Regions from separate parts of the Mus musculus genome. Here region 1 is linked to region 2. A link is a loop called in an ENCODE intact Hi-C map of the cell type or tissue named here. Cell type or tissue: left cerebral cortex. All regions are shown on one strand. Links, peaks and the distances in the headings refer to the core of each region. The heading gives the core; the rest is flanking DNA. Region 1 has its middle 33 kb from the start of Gm23860. Region 2 overlaps Tox (thymocyte selection-associated high mobility group box).

Region 1 (8,768 bases), core at 252-8,251, 1.2 Mb after region 2:
CAACATTGTCAATATTACTATGTTCCTTTGCAGCTCTGGCCTAGCCAGTTTATTAGATGAAGGGGAAATACAGGTGGGCTCATGAGCAGGACTGCATTTTGTTATAGGAGAAAATAAAGCTATTGAAGGGATTGTCTGAGGCCTTCTCTCTATTCCACACATAGGCTTCTGATCAAGTTCAGGGGCTCAGCTTCTTCCTGTTAGCTAAGCTACTACTAGCTCTTTAAAATAAGATAGGGTGTATTTCCCCTGTTTAAAATGGGCAAAAAGAAAACCTAGCAATCATTCCCATTTGGGCTTCAATGGAATTTAAAAGAAAGAGTTCAATATGAAGTCTTTAGGGAATGGACTTCCACCAACACAAGACAGAAAAAACAAGACAGAAAAAAACAAAACAAGATGCTGCTTTCTGCATCTGGAAATGAATCCATTTATGGTTCCCAAACAACAGAAAAGAAAATTGCTAAACAGGCATCTTTTGTATTCTGAAACCTCATTAAACAAGCATAGCAATTACCTCCTGAAGTCCAGGGCAAGTGGAGTGTCAGAGAAAGTGTGGCATGGCAGAACTCTGTTACTTCTGCCTGGACAGTGTAAGAAAACCAATATGATCTTGAGTGGAGTACAGTGATCAGAAGCCAGGACACACATATAAACTTTCAGAGACATCCAGCTTATTAGCAAGATTATTTTTATTGATAACACACAGTGCAGATAGATCCCTTTTAATTAATGTGGCATTAAATAGGAAAATAGTAATTGCAATTTAAAATTTTTATTCTGTCCAAGGACCTTTTCTAGATGAAAGTAGATGTATGTAGGGGTGTGGGGGATGCTCTGACAGGGACTGATGCCCGTTACAGTAGGACAGAACTACAGTACACACTGCATGCAGCTTTTCCACAGATGCAACCTGGTAGAAAACTGCAATCAGTGTTCAGTGCATTCCATCTCTGTTGTGCCTTAGTGCCATAAAGGATGCAATTGCATTTTGGATGCATTTTTGCCTCCAAAATGTTTCTATTCTAGAAGAGACAAACAGATGAAACCATCAAAGATCTATTTGTTAGAATAAATCATGCATGAACATAGTGCTGATAAATTCGGCACATTAAATTTCTTGTGTGTTTCAGGCTTTTCTGGAGGAGATGATGGTTCTCTTGCTTCAGTCAGAATTATAGTTTCAAGACTCATTTGGAGTCAAGTTCCCCGGCTGAAGAGCTTGTGCTAGTAAGTGACTGGTCAAAGTAAAATTAATACAAATTCACAAAATAAAATAACTCAAACTCAAAATAAAATTGTTGACCCATTATTAACATAATACATGTTCATGCTGTAACCAAAAGCATCTTGTAGTAATGACCATTTTGTATACTTTAACATTTGTAACTTCCCACTGGGATCTAGTTACTCTATGAAATGGATAAGACACTTGGCTGGAATCCATATGCAGTAGTCTTGTTATTCTTTGAGTGAAGTTACACTCATCCATACATTGACTAGTGATTGTGTTCTTACATTTTACCATAGCATACATAACATGCTTTGTTGAGTTTTCATTGTTAGCCATTATCATGCTTTTCTACAGTCAAAACTGGGAAGAAATAACAGTAGATCAATTGAATAAAAAGCAGAACTGTATCATTGTAAAGGGAAGTATAAAGTATTTCATATATATTTCTTGGTGAATTGTGAGGTAGGTGTGGTTTTGTTTGTCTGCGTTTCTAAGAGGCCTGGTGTTAACCTAAACCAAGCATATGTCAGAGGCTTGATATGACATAAGACCCTTGGGCTTCAGATTGAGAAAAGCCCAGCATGAAACCACAGCTCTAGTGTTTATCATCTTGATGACACTAGATAAGATAATGAATCTTTTTGTCACTTGCTTCTCCCAATTTAAAAGCCAATCTAAGAAAAATTTCCTTATATTTCTTTATTGAAATGACATAGTATATAAAATCTGTCCCCTTGAAGTAGGAATCTCTCCCTTCTACTAGAAAAAGGCTCAGCACTTAAAGGCAACAATGCAGAGAAGACCAAGATTTATGCAACAGAAGATAGTTTAGTTCTTACCTAAAGTTAAAATAGATATTTTTTTTTTAAAAGCAGAAACACAGGAGAAGAGGAAGGGAAGATAATTGAAAGTGAACCAAATCAAAGCAAGCGACTAAGCTGCAAAGCTCCTGAGAAACCTGACTCAATTCTGGGATACTTAAAATAATGATGACTAAGCCTTTTAATATATGCCCATATAGAGCCAAGATTCACATGTAGAAACATTTAATTTAGAAACTAGGGAAATGCTACAATCTGGATGGGCACAGACCAAGTTATCACAAGAAAATTTATTTCCATACATGAAGTTGGAATAAATCTATTTTAATGAAGTCTCCAATTGTCCTTTCCTAGATCAAACCATATGTAATTTAGCGAATCTTGATGTGCTTCATTTAAAAAACATCTTTAATGTCTCCACAAGGCAACTCCCTGAGATAGCACAAGCTTTTGGAACACCCACAAGAGAAGTGCGATTCAAATTAGTCCTCAAGCTGTTCAAATAAGGAGCTACAGCTGAAAGTACTGCAGTTCAACGGGGAGATACATGTATTTTTAAAGTTACTTGTATCTACCAGATAAGCCTGGCAAAATGAACCAAAAAGTGAAACCCAAATGAATAGTGTGAATTAACGAGTGAATTCTTCTAACCCTGGGAGCAAGACAAGATCACTGGGAAGATAAATAATTCTTGTTCAAATCTGGTGGTTTCTGCCACCATTCTTCCTGAAAGTGGTCCTGAAAATATTATTATTATTGGGCATGACACAATTTGGATTGAATTGCATTGCCTGATTTGATTAATTTCTAACTGAACTTCCAATTGTGACTCCTTCCCTTCCACTTCCAGGACATGCCACAACTCTATAATCAGAATATTTTGTCCAGCATCCTCATTGTGCAATGGCTTCTCCTCATTTTCTATTCACGGTTGTCACCACAGTTTAACAAACAGAGGAGCACTAACTATGCTGGCATAATTGTCTGACTCAGGCACTCAAAAGTGTAGTTTTAGCTGCTCTGCTAACTTTCAGACATGAGTGAACCACTTGACCTTGCTAGCCCAATTCTTGGAGTCAAGGGTTGGCTTGTTCATCGCTAAGGTCCTTTTCTACACAGTTATCCTATGATTCTGTAATGTATTTCTAAGCAGTTTGCTTAATCACTCAATTACCCAGCAGTCCTCCAGACCTGGAAGGGGATGATTACTTGCCAGGGGCATTGCAGAGGGTATTTGTGAATTAGCAGGAGGTCAGGTTTTAACCTCTGAGGTCCCTGAAACTCTGATTCTATTCTGGCTCTTGTATTGGCTGTTTCCTGGCCCAATGTTCTACCCATCAGGAGGACATTACCCACTCTTGGAAGCAACTGGTTTCTAGTTCATTAATAGAGAGATAACAGGCATTAAAAATCAAGCTGCTTGAATAAATGATAAATATAAACCATTACCAACTTGTCCTCATACTAAAATAATTGCATACAGAATCATTGTAAAATAATCTTGCTATGAGAAATAAAGAAAACAGAGGCATCATTTTGGTGCCCCCAAGTGGACATCCATGATGGCTGCAGTCAAATTACACCTTACAAAGTATTTCAGGGCATCTGGCAGACACACACACACACACAGACCTTTGGCGGTCTTGCATATTTCATGTTGTATAGATTCTAGAAGGTATTCTAGAAATTTTGGGTCTCTTCATGAACACTTTGCAGTTATCTAAGAAGAGACAGAGGTATATGACCACTCCCAAGTTAGTCTTCTGACTAACAGAGTTTGAATATCTAAGGAAAAAGACATTTCAGTGCATTCTCCAGTGAGACCTTTAGCATCTCCTCTGTTCATTTGCACCAAATGTCCAGCAGCTACTATCAACATTGCTTGCTTTGGACAAACATTTTGTTTCTTATTCATTCCTTTTAAACTTCATAGTATTGGTATATTTTGATATTAGATATTTAAACCTTGTGGGTTTTACACAGACTAAATACAATGATATAAATAAAACATATGCTGGACTACGTAATAACTAAATAAAACCTCTTATGAGTTCCTGCTATAAGAAAGATAATGTATTAAGCAAAGAGTCCTACAACCCCCCCCCCAAAAAAACAGCCAAACAGAAGCAGGTTGCTTATATGATAGGCAAAAGGACTCCCTTAAAATGTAACAGAAGATACCACAAAGAATAAAGGGAACCAATACCACAAGGGGCACTCAGTAGTTCAGTCAAAATATCCTGAGATATAGCTGAAAGAATTGTGTGTTTAAATGATAAATGAAGAGTTGAGACAATTTGATTTCCAGAACACCAGGTGCCTGTGTTGTGGATTAAGATGTTCTAGGAAGGCCTTTGTTTTTTTTTTTTTTGTTTTGTTTTGTTTTATTTTTTTGCAGGGAATGGAAATTAGAGAAGATAAAGGGGAGCAGTGGGGTGATGTTTTATGTTTCTAGGTTAGGAAATTATGGAAATAATCATAGCATAAAACTTGTAAGATTTGCTTGAAGAATAAGGAATTTGCTGAAGCAAAATATTAGGAATTATAAACAACTATAGATGTTAGTTAAAATGAAAGTGTAAGCTGTAAGCCAGGAAGCAAAATTTTGGCTTTGATTAATATTCATACTACAAGTGTTTATCTCATAGACTAGGATTAGTAAGATCACCACACTTTTGTCTCTCTTCCTTCTTCTCAGAGCTGCAACAGCCATTGCTAGGCAACCACTCCATTGTCTCTTACTAAGCACTGTGGGACCTTAGAGTCTGTCTCAATAACTTTAGCAAAAATGATGTTTCATCAGGATTGTCTCAAAAGATAAAACCAATGTGTGTCTCTTGCACTAGATTTAACGGTAAAAATAGGAAGACCCACACCTAATAAAGGTTGGTAAGCATTAGTCAGAACTGATCCTGCTTGAGACTATGGCCAGCATTCAGTGATCATTTATCATATCGATGTAGAATTTAGATGGTGGGTGCTCATGTATAGCAAAATAAACATTCATCGGGTAGCTGTTGTGTGCTGTTATGTATTACAATCTGGGAGCCTCTAGGAAGGAGGTTGAAGACAATGGATAGACCAGCTGAAGGTGTTAATAGGATCATAATGAATTAAAATCTAAAGCTGAAATGTACAACTAATATAGAAGGGAAAAAAGACTAAGCTGTGTTAGAAGTAAGTAAAAACTCCAAGGAAAGAGTGCACAAAGGGAAAGTCCAATGGGCAAGAAGAAGTATGAAAAATAAACACTAATGAGACAGGGAAATCAGAGATATTCATGAATTAAACAGTAAAGTGTTGATCACAGAGCTAGAAAAAAAAAAAAAAACAAGGAAAAGGGAAGTCTGCATTCTCAAAAGCCAATAGATGAGTTTAAAAATGCTGTGACCTGCCATTGGGCATAGTTCTTATGATAGAATTTATTGGACTTCACAATGAGAACATTACTGGTAACATGAAGAAATGATGTGTTTACACTGCAGAGTTGCAAAGCATAAATAGCCAAGTGCTTTCTCCCCAAAACTCTCCATGACCACGCTGACAAGAAAGCCAGTGTGAAAAGACAAAGTGAGGGGGCCAGCTGCTGCGATATGAGCAGGAATGTGGCTGAGAACCAGCCAGAGAGTCTTGGAATTAATCAAAGAACATCCTGTTGTTCAAGGAGGGAGTAAGAGTGAGGCTAGTAATAGCCAAAAACATAAGAAAGGTCATCAGAGAGAATGGAATAATTAACCTTTCTATAAAATTGTCATTTTTCCTTCTTTATAGGTATGATTTGAGAATTTCATAGATGAAGATTTATTCAATGAAAAAGATCATACAATAGATTCTTATCAAGGTTTTTCCTTCTTTCAGCTCCTACCAGGTCCTCCCTGCCTCTCTAAGTCACCCCCCTCTCTCAAAAGCAATCTAAAAAACAGAAACACAGAAAAAAACTCACACACATATACATTTTAAAATACACAAAAATTTACAAAACCAAAATATACAAGCAAAAGACCAATAAGACAAAATAAATAAACATAAAATCAAACAAAACATGAGACAAACTCCTACAAAAAGACCATTGAGTTTGGTTGTGTGGGCCATCTATTTATGACCAGACAGAAATGTTGTTAATATAACCAGTGAGAATCCATCAGAGAAAATTGATTTTTCTTCTGTATTCAGGTGTCAATTGGAGATAACTTCTTCACTAGAGGTAGGAGCCCATGGCCACTTTTCCCTCTGTGTATTAGAGCTCTATCTGACTCTAATCCTTGCAGATCCTGTGTATGCTGCCATGGCATTTATGACTTCACATATGTTTTAGTCATGTTGTGTGTGGAAAACATGGATGAGTCCTGCACTTACACCTTTTCTATCCTATACTACACTTTCCACCTCCTCCTGTGCCCCCATTGTCTTTTAGCTTCATGAGGTTTTTTTTTTAAATAAATACATACATTACATACAGACATAAACAGAGAGAGAGACAGAAACAGAGACAGAGATGTGTTATCGATTCTGTTGCTTTAGAAAACTAACTAGTACAAGATGCTATAGAAATAAGAAGTTAAATAATATAGGCCTTTGTATACCATGGAAAAATCTTGGGTATTGCTCTTTGTTCAGAGACAAAGATTGAAAGTTGATGTCACTTAAATAACAAATGCAAACGATGGAATGAATTATATTCTGGTGCTTCTTTTTCCAACATGGAAAATGAACCAGAGAGAAATAATGGGGACCACAGGTGGAGAAAGATGGGTATGGTCACAGGTTGTGGTGTGAACCTAGAGAGAGAAGATGGACTTTTTTTTTTTAATTTGCTGTTTTACACCTACTTAAAGATCAACTGTAGGATAGGATAGGATAGGATAGGATAGGATAGGATAGGATAGGATAACTGTAGGATGGAAAGGAAAGCTTTCAGCCATGTAAAGTTGGAGGTAGGGTTGGTCCATAGGTGAAGGAAGATTAGCATTGGAAGGAAGAAGATCCTAAGGAAACTATAGATGTGCTAAGTGTGAGGCAAACATCATTGAGATGGAGTTTAGCAGAGGAGGAATCAGAGGAGAGAACATTTAAATAAGGAGCGTGTAATCATGATGACTACTGGGGTGATGGGAAATGTGATCACTAAGACACAATATGCAGAGAAACGAAGGGCAAAGTGTCCAGAACCCTAAGCCCATCAGTTAGACACTTGAAGCATTAACATCTTTGGACTTAAGTTGGTTCCTATCCAGAACACCTGAGACAGAATCCATGCACAGCACTCCAAGATCTCAATGTAAGAGTCTCACTTAGACCTGCTTCAGAGTTGTGATGGTTGAAATGTCAACATGCAAAATGTTTAAAATGGTGTTTGGTTTATGTGAACATCCCAACCCATTTGGTGCTCTCTCTATTATGATGAGACTAAGAAATGAAATAGAAAACCACAGAACTAACTGAATGTCCTGGAAGCTGCTCAAAGGGTGACTGGAGTTTCTGAAGTTAAAGTTAGTTGACTCAGAGAGCCCTGACTACTGAACAATACCAAAAATACTCCTCGTGTTTGCAGACTGGACACTTTTCCCCACCTAAACCTGATGAAATATAAATACTTAAAATATTCAAGTGCAGAAGGAAACCATCACTAATTTAGTGCCCCTAACTTAATCACCCACTATGTGCAGCTCCTCAAATTAGATTCTTAGAATAAACAGTCACATCCACGTTGGCTTGCCTGGGCTCACCATCTAATGAGGTGAATAGAGCAGGTATGGGCTTTGGAGGCTTCTGTGGGACTACATAAAAATTAATACCAAGTCTGTGCTAGACTCTCTCTAATTTGGTTTAATACAGAGCAAAAGAAAATGTGTAAAATAGCAGAAGAAAAGATGATGAACAGCAACTAAAGGTAGAAGCCCTTGAACGATTACAGCAAGCGAGAGAGACCAAAGAAAGGAGTCAAATTCCCAATATATTGAAATAAAGAATCTCTCTACAATCCATGGTTACTAATTTGTATTTAAGATTTTACTCCTTCTATATATCCAACTATAATGGCTTTATTCCAGCTATTACAGAAAGCCCAATACCCAAAGGTGTTTTTATATCATAAACCACCTTAGCACATTATTAGAGTAAATTAGTTAGCAAAAGAATGAGAGATTAATCCTGTAAAGGCCACACCACACTGATTAAAGGGGCCAATAAAACAGAATTATTCCCTTTAATAGTTAAATGTCACTGAGGAAAATAGACAGATATACCTTTTGCTCTGTAGTAGAGTAGTCTTTGTTTATTTATTTTCTAATTTTATTGCTCAAAGTGTCTTTGGAGTTTGTTTCACATGTGATATTTAGTGGCATGGTCTAATCCAAGCTACTTTGAGCATGGTGAGACTGAAATAGGCAAGGAGGAAAATCAGACAGAAAGCCCTGAAGAAACCTGCTGTCTCTTCATCACATGAAATACACACTGCAAGAACTTTACTCAGAACCTTGGTGATCAATTTTCTTTCTTCATTTTGTTACAGGTAAGGTAAGCCATGAGAGAGATTTGAGCAAGTTGTCCAATATTAAAAGTCCCTGGACGTCTGAGCAGGAAGCCAAAACAAGAATTTATAATCCATTGCTCAAGCCTGGGTCTTGGTGCTTTCTGCTCATCTGCTCAATGACAGTCTAGTGTATATTTAGAATTCTATCTATAATCAGAAACCAAAAATGATTGCAATTTCT
Region 2 (8,768 bases), core at 265-8,264:
TCATGCTTTGTCACTGTTATTCATTGTCCAACTATCAGCAACACAGTTGGGGAGTTTCCTGTTCTTCTATACTTGCTTTAAAGGAGGATTAACAGTAGAATAAGAATGTAGTCCCTGCCAATTCTACAAATATTATTGTGAAAACAACTATCTGTTATAGGTTTTCAAGTTTTAGTAGACTGCAACTTCCCTCTAACAAAGACACTGCGATCTGCCAGTTTACTATAGTCCTTACCAGGCTGGAGCGTCTAAGTGGAGTAATGTGTAAACCATCTGTCAGTTACTTTTTGAGTGTTTTTTTTTTTTTTCCTTAGTGCCTTATAAAGTACTTCCAACGGCCTTAGACATTATATTTAAAGCTACAGCTAAAAGTGTGGCTGTCTCTAGTTCCTACATCCATCTTCTGGTGGACCACAGAAATGGCTTCTTTTGCTGATAAAAAGGGTGAGAACTGTCTCGGTCACATGGGTCGAGCTAATGACTTTTTAAGTGAGTGGGAAAACTCTTCAGCATGGAAAGAGATAGATGGTGGCACTAATCCTAAGTGTTGCATTCTGAAGTTTTAAACATTTCTGGGCAATGAATCTGGTTAATCCTGGTGTTGTGTGGACAGCTCTGTCCCATGTAGAGGGGCTTCTTGCCTCCAGGAAAGCAAATAATAATTATCACAGAAGACAGCTTCCTCTTTAGCTATGTTCCTGAATTGGATCCCCCTGCAAGTAAGATCTGACCTATTCCCATTGTCAACTCACATGCATGTAGATGTAACTCAGAGCACCGGCTTTTCTTCTGTTAGAGATGGAACCAAGTCTTCCCCATCGCACAGGGTGTTCTTCCTCTGCTTAGCCACCACTCTCTTTTGCATAGACGAGTGATGATACCTTATGCTCAGTCTCATTGTTGAATCCTTAGGGTGACTTTGATCTCTGCCCAGGAGCACTGCTTCTTTGGGTAACAAGTTATATACATTTATCATAGTGTATAAGTTATATACGTTTATTATAGTGTATAAGTGATATACGTTTATTATAGTGTATAAGTGATATACGTTTATTATGGTGTATAAGTGATCTACGTTTATTATAGTGTATAAGTGATATACGTTTATTATGGTGTATAAGTTATATACGTTTATTATAGTGTATAAGTTATATACGTTTATTATGGTGTATAAGTTATATACGTTTATTATGGTGTATAAGTTATATACGTTTATTATGGTGTATAAGTTATATACGTTTATTATGGTGTATAAGTTATATACGTTTATTATGGTGTATAAGTTATATACGTTTATTATAGTGAATAAGTTATATGCATTTATTATAGTGTATAAGTTATATATGTTTATTATAGTGTATGAGTTATATACGTTTATCATAGTGTATAAGTTATATACGTTTATCAGTGTATACGTTATATACGTTTATTATAGTGTATAAGTTATATATGTTTATCATAGTGTATAAGTTATATATGTTTATCATAGTGTATAAGTTATATACGTTTATTATAGTGTATAAGTTATATACGTTTATCATAGTGTATAAAGTCATCTGTGTCTGAAGATGGCAGAATGAAAAACAGCCAATTTCTTTGGATAGTGAGAAACACTCACGTGGTTCTGGGAAAGAACTTTTGGAGCATTCAGAGCTGTTAATACCCGTTTTGCTCTGTCACTTCTGGCCTGATGTTTACACGCGATTCCTCATTTCCCTGGGAATGTCCTTTCAAGTCTGAGGAAATCTCCAAGGAGAAGAGAGTCATGTGCAGTAAGAGCTTAATTGATAATATATTCCATATTTTACATTTTTTTCTTTTTGCCTGCTGGGAAAAGTTGCAATCAATCTAACAAACCTCTTGTCTTAGGTGGTAGGGCTGTTCTCAGTTCAGACTTAATGTAGGGGGAGCTATACTTTATCATAATGCAATAATAAAAGACATTGGTTAATTAGTAGTGCTGGTATATTTCTAAAATACTAAACAGCCAAACAATAAACTGGGAAGTTAATCACATGAATTCTTATACAGTATCAAGACAGTAAAGTTTGAGCTCTCAACCCCCGTCATTTTAATAATAACACCGGATCTGCATTATTTATTAGTTATTACATGCCGAGTGATTCAACGTTGTACAGTGTCTGAAAATCAATCCAAAGCAAGCAAGCCTTTTGTCTTTTCAATTTTGACTGGATTACATGATGTATTTAAATTGCTAAGGTTATTTCATACATTCCACAAAACCACCATTCTCTTCATGTCTAGCCAGATGAATTTATGTGACCGAAGTCTGTGGAAGGGGACCTTTCCTCACCCCTTCCTTCTGCTATCAGAGCTATGCAAAGCCCTACTGGCACATCGCTAGTGGTGACCCAGGATTTGTGGAAAAGGAAGAGAGCAGAGACGGGGGATAGCAGGGTGCTCAGTTTCTAGCAACTGCGTCCACTTCCCATGATTTTCCTATTTCTTGAGCTGGTCTGACTACTAGCCCTTCATTTCTAGATTGATTCTAGACACCATATCCCCTTTGATCTCTTCCTGAACCCTTGGTCAATTCTTAAATGTTTTCTGCATGCCATGAGAAGCATGTGACTTTTGGGATTCTGGGTGACTCAACTTGAATTTGGTTCTTAGCATTTGTGTGTGTGTGTGGGGGGGGGGGTTGGGGTTGGGGGGGTGGGGGTTGGGGTGGGGGGTGGCAACTGTTTTGGAACTGAGAAGTGAGAAACAGCTCTTTTTATCTCTTTAGGAAGAGGATGCACTGGTGTTTGCTTAGGCCTGGCAAGGGTGGCACCTCAGGAGCAGTTTTCTGTTGTGTTGCTCAGGAAAAGAAGATTGCTAAGTAGAATTGTTTTTCATTTATGTCAACAAAAGATATGCAAAAATACAGATTCGTTCCTCTAGTTTGCTACTAAATGAAAAGCAGATTTGGTTTTATTCATGTCACTGTAAAAACTAAATAAGTACTCACACCAAGCATGGATTTTTTTTTTTTTTTTTGCCAGCAAAAATTAAAACATCAATGAAACCTCTTTCAAATACTAACAAATTTACTTACAAACACCTATATTTATTATTTCATAAATAGGCGCAACAAGTTTCATAAAAAAAAGAAGAAAACGATTAAATACAGACACAGTATGGAGAAACAGTAACACAGAGCCATAGATAAAGAGGAGCACTTAGCTAGCGCGTTCCGGCCTGTTTCTGCAGCTAAGATGCCAGTGAGCATTTGGCAGCTTTATCCATAACAGGACTTGGATGACATTTACTAATCATTACACAAAAGTGATACAAAAAAGGATTTTTTTTTCTGCAATACAAAATAAATGTGTTTGCGCTTCCCTCCATACTAGCTTCTTTTTTGTCTGATCAATAAGACAAAGCCAAATTGTTTTTAAATTAAAATCATTTGGGAATATTTTTTCAAGTATTTTGAAAATATAGAACTATTAGTAAGTTGTTTTTAAAAATGAAGTAAAAATATGAATGTTTGCCAATTTTAATCCCTCTGTGAAATCAACAAACTGGGGTGAGCCAGTTTCAAATTACAATTTAGCTACAAAAACATTCACATTTTATACTCTAGGAGAGTGTAACATAGATGCTATTTACAAACTTGCTATGACTGCTACATCAAGCCATTTAAAAAGTCTTTAGTAGTTTCATATAAACACCCATTATGAAAACCAATGGAAAACCCAGGACCGTTTACCCCAGACATCTACCGTTGCTAAGGCAGTTACTAGAGCCGCAGCACTTCACAGCAAAACCAACAGAAATCAGAATGGTCCACACTTCCTTCTGGGAAGAGGAACAATGTCCATAAAAGATTAAAAAAATAATAAAGAAGCATGACTATTTCTTCCAGCGTGGGTGACCCACAAGCTCACATGGTCCTAAGTGCTTAGTAACTTGTATTTTCTAATCAAATGAAGAACTGCTTTGAGTGCGCAAAGCAATCCATGGTGAAAAGATTTCCCTGAACTCCTCAGTGGAAAGAAGAGGTGTCGAGATTTTCAGGTGAGATACAGCGCTTTGTCCCTCTGCATGCCCCTGTGTGGAGAGAAAACACGGTTACAAGAAAATCAGAATCACAGTGGGAGGGGGTGGCAGAGGGAGTTGGGGTGGTGAGGCTAGTATTATTTGTGCTAGCTCAAGCGCATAGATAGTTGACCTAAATCCCTAGGAAAGAGAAACATGGAGGCATTTGTTCTTGGAAAGACTAGAAGATGATGGCTCTACATTTTATGTATGTATGTATGTATGTATGTATGTATGTATGTATGTATGTATGTATGTATGTATGTAAGTTACTTTTCTGAAGCCTTCCTGGACATGAGGCCCCACTCCCGAACGGAGGCGCATGCTGTGAGACTCTCCACCACCAGGTGGCGATGGCCGGCCGCTTACCCACTACTGCAGTAGTCGGTACTCCAGTCCACGGGCTGTGGGGGCGGATTTCTGCACCCAGAACGCACGTACTCCATCGCTTGGGTGACAACTTGTGCAGCTGTAGATGTAGGGTTGATAATAGTCTGATAGTCGGGTTGAAGAGTAAATCCCTGAAGGAAAAGCAAATCTACATTTGAGAAAAGGCGGTACCTTTTAAAGCAAAGAGCAGAGACATAGTTATCCACACCCGCAAATATGGTAGGCCACCTCACTTCTGTAGGAACCAGCGGAAGGGGCTCCCTGACTTAGAGTAAAAAAGAAACACCCATCACCTCATTATCCTTACCTTTCCTTCGCTTAACCAGGTGTCCAAAACCCTTTCATTACACCCTTTGGCAGATACATTGAGTTGGGAAACAATTTAAAATATAGAAAAGCCAACTCAATGTAAGCAAAGGGAGAATGAACGTAAGCTTCTCACAGTTGATGGTTTCTATCAACCTAACACACATTAATGGTTAAGCCCCAGAGTAAGCGACCGAGCCTTCCTGAAGGATTCAGGCAGCAGGTGGCTGAGTGTTTTATTAGGCTACACCTATTCACACATTGTTACTCAAAACCCTTTTTTTCATTCAGTCACAATGGGACCATCTGCTGCTTTTTCTTTATTTGTATTTCTCTTATCAGCTAAAAATTTCAACCAAAGAGTTGTTTCTGTTTTGTTTTTTTTTTTTAAATCAGTTGTTGGACTAATACAGAGACAGAAAACAACTAGCCATTGGAAAACATAGGGACTAAAACATGTAAAGACAGAAAATATTTTTAATTGAAAACTCTCTTAGCTGGCAAACAATACTCAGACTTCAGGAAGATTCTTTTAATTCACTAGTGATGAAGTGTTGACTTTTAATCCCAGCAAAGCTATTAAAAATTCAAGGACGGAATCTCTGAAGTATATAGCTATATCTGGTAAACAAAACACATTATACACAATTTATTTTTAGCGTATCAGGTGAATTCAAGAGCAGCAGAAGCAGGCTTTGTTGGAAGTGACCACAGAAAGAAGCGGAATTAATCTCATGGCTGTCTCTGCAGCAGATTCTAGCCATGGTTTTTAACATCCAAGAAATCAAGATTCAAAATGCACCATGCACAATTTAGTTTCAAGTAGCTTTGGAAGGCGAAATATTACTGACATATTCCTTAAACTAAGCAGGATGGTGGGAGGGTTGATTTTTAAATAAGATTTTTCCTTAGACTTTTACTCATGTGTGGGTGGTCCCTCACATAGTGATTTGAAAACTATGTCTACTTCAATCTTCCTTAGCCCTCTGGTTGGCTTCTAGAGATCTACTGATTTACCATTCCACTGATAAGCCCATGTTACCCCGATAGACCCATGTCCATGTCTATTCCACTGAAACTGTGGAGAGAGGCAAAATTCAGGGTGAAAAGTCACCAACAAGTCAAGAGTTTAGTATTACTGGTTGTTGACCCAACACACCCTTACAGCAGTAGATTTCCTAAGTAACAACTGCCTTGGAGGAGGAGGTCCTGAACAGAGGCCCCTGTAGCTCAGGCTCCAGGCATCTTCCTGTAGCTCAGGGAAGGCAGTTGTCCACTGGCTTTCCAGCCCAGTCGGAACCTTTCTCTAGGTATTCCCAGCATGAAAGGAGCCTCAATGCCCTCAGTGAAAGATCTTCATTTCCCCTGGTCCTGACCTGCTGCTCACCTTCTCAGTTTCTGTCACTAGGGTCCAGTATGATAGTAGGTAGAGAGCTGAAGAAAGTTCTGAGAGACCCTGTATTGGTTTCTTTGACCACTGAGCTCATTGACAGGCTGTGATCATTGTCTGCAGTGCTTACTACATAATCTCAGCGCCTAGCCTACCACAGTGCCTTAAGAAACCATGGTTTTCAATAAAGAAAGAGAATTTGATGCTCCAGTAAAAAAGGCAAATACGACCATGTAAATGGCAAGAATTATTTCTCTCTTTAGTGTGGAGTTCTCTGCTGGAATTTTATTTATTTATTTATTTATTTATTTATTTATTTATTTATTTAGGACACAACTGACAAACTCTAACTTAAAAGCAAACAAGGATCAAAGCAAATAATAAGTACAAATATCCCAACTAAGGTGAAGGAAAATATAATACAAACTGAAAATAGTTCTACAGGTTGAGTCAGAATAGCAGGAAAACATTTTTTTAAAAAAAATAATAATTTAAAACAAAATTATGTGTTATATACAAAGTTCCAACATGGAAAATTATGCTACTTTCAAAATCAACATTTAAATAAATCACTTCTTCCCAAACAACCAAGGACCAAGAAAAATACGGCTATAGACTGAAGTAATGGTATTTAACATTGTTTTGCTTTCAACATAGAAATGGAAACATTTCTCAGAACACTGTATAAAACGATACTAAGGTCAACCTTTGAGCAGAGTACATGTCTATTATGGATGTAAATAGGAAACAACAATGATGATATAAATTTTTTGAAACATGTTTGCTTAGCAGTCTAATTAAACGAGACTGAATATTTTGCATTTTAATGCTCAGGAGAAAAATCACCAACTGTTTTGTAGCATGCCTGGAATTTTAAATTTTATTTTCTGGTGCCAGATTGAACTAAAAATAGGAAACATGATAAAGATTAATTTGATGTCAGAAGGGACATTTGCTCTTTAATTAGATTTCTGTAGCCCTCACTGTTTTGTTTTGCTACACAGCAAGTCTGAGAAAAGCCTGTAGCACCATGAAGCAGTGATCCTTAGAACTGCATGCTACTGCGAACTAATTTCATTTCCTGTCTGTCTGGAGAGGTATTTTCAACAGGCATCAATGTTTTGTCTTTACAGCTGATTTATTCATCAATCTCAATGTGATTTAAAAAAAAGAAAGAAAACCTTAAAATTACACCCAGATCCTAAAGCAGCTGTTTATTACACAAGGAAATTGAAAATCTGTCTGTGGTATCATAGAAAGATTTTTTTCTTAAGGTTATAAAGGAAATTGACAGATATTAATGATTTTTTTCTCTTGACCTCACTCAACAATAAAAGTGCACTGAGAGACAGACAGAAAACAACAACAAAAAGTAGGTCCATGAACTCAATGTACAATAAGATACTCTTCAAGAAAATAATGGAATATTATTCCTGGTACATTAACAATTTTTTTTGTTGGAGTAAATCATTTTTCAAAGGGATAATAAAGTATCCAAAGTAATACTGAAATGTGAGACTATGTTTAAAAAGTACAGTAGCCATTATTTTTATTTTGTCTCTCTTTCAGTGCTTAGACAGGAATTCTGTCAACATATTAGGACCCAAATAGCTTCAGGATAAAGATGGATTGGGTGATGAATCACACAGGCCAACTTGAATCTACTGCTAAAATCCCACTCATGTCATGGACAGTGGACCCGATACGCTGTTGAGAGTGTGCTACACCCCATCAGTGGGTGCCAAGTCTTCCATCTTGCTTCAGATGGTCAGTTGATAGAGCTTCTAGCCTTTCTAATCTGCAGACTCATGCCCATGACTCATACACCCTCCCTATGATTTTCATCTCCTAGAATTTGTTTTTCTGTTTACTGGTCTTTGTTGGAATGTCTGTACACCCTTCCAATCTTCCAGGGTTTAAAGGTTGCATCCCTGAGCCCTGAGCCCTCGAGGAGGGCCATGAGAGTGCTCTCTGCCCTTCCTCCATGAACTGGCGACTTTCTGAGTCATTGCCATAGCATTTCCATCCATTGTCTTCTTATCCTGATTGTTATCACTTCCCATGTTCCAACTCCAGCGAGCAAGGCTTCCTTTCCCTGGACTCCTAGATCAGTTAAGTTTCAGAGTCCGGGCAATACCTGGCACATATTATGACACACTCAACTTATTTTTGTCATATCAACTGTTTTTAAACTTCCAAGGAATTAAAGAGTCCACAGCTAAATCTACAATTTCTCCAAAGAGTACTACATACTACTCATTTAATTTCTCAGAGCTTTATTATTCCATAGTTATTTTACTAACAGCTCACATGGTCAAGGCATTATTGAAAGTGATTTTAGCCAGTGCCATTTTTGTAGATATTTTCCTTCATTGTGAGGTCCTGTTATTATCTTTTACTATGATCTCTAGCCCCACACATGTTGAAATATGTGGTTCCTTGACTTACCTCACCACTGGGGTGTGTGACCTCTGCTGGGCTGATGGAAAGGGAGATGCTTAGGTGGCATTTCACCCTACGCAGCCATGGGTGGAGGGCTCATGGGAAGCTCGGATGCACCACTTAGGGGTGGGAGAACACATCCTAAGATGGAGACCCCATCCCAGGCGAGAAATGATGCATACTGAGGCTGAAGTTT

What was found. Hi-C counts contacts between places; a loop is a spot of excess contacts. Peaks named below come from ENCODE experiments on the same cell type or tissue, not always from the same donor. Only the 100,000 strongest peaks of a DNase experiment are listed, where the experiment ranks them.
Region 1: a loop joins it to region 2, with 12 times the contacts of the local background. A loop is called at or near these places in 15 of 42 quality-filtered maps.

What each region holds. Positions count from the first base shown.
Region 1 is chr4:7,849,946-7,858,713 of GRCm38, forward strand. No RefSeq gene overlaps it. Among named protein-coding and RNA genes, the nearest start is that of Gm23860, 33 kb to the left of the region's middle. In left cerebral cortex, for the core only: a CTCF peak has its summit at 3,604 (motif pointing left); DNase peaks (open chromatin) are centred at 1,851, 2,457, 2,967 and 3,608; H3K27ac peaks cover 2,346 bases.
Region 2 is chr4:6,684,406-6,693,173 of GRCm38, forward strand. It overlaps Tox (thymocyte selection-associated high mobility group box), which reads right to left. Exons shown (of 9, transcript NM_145711.5): 8 at 4,414-4,565; 9 at 1,948-4,056. The coding sequence ends at 4,020. Among named protein-coding and RNA genes, the nearest start is that of Gm11802, 12 kb to the right of the region's middle. In left cerebral cortex, for the core only: a CTCF peak has its summit at 4,383 (motif pointing right); a DNase peak (open chromatin) is centred at 4,407.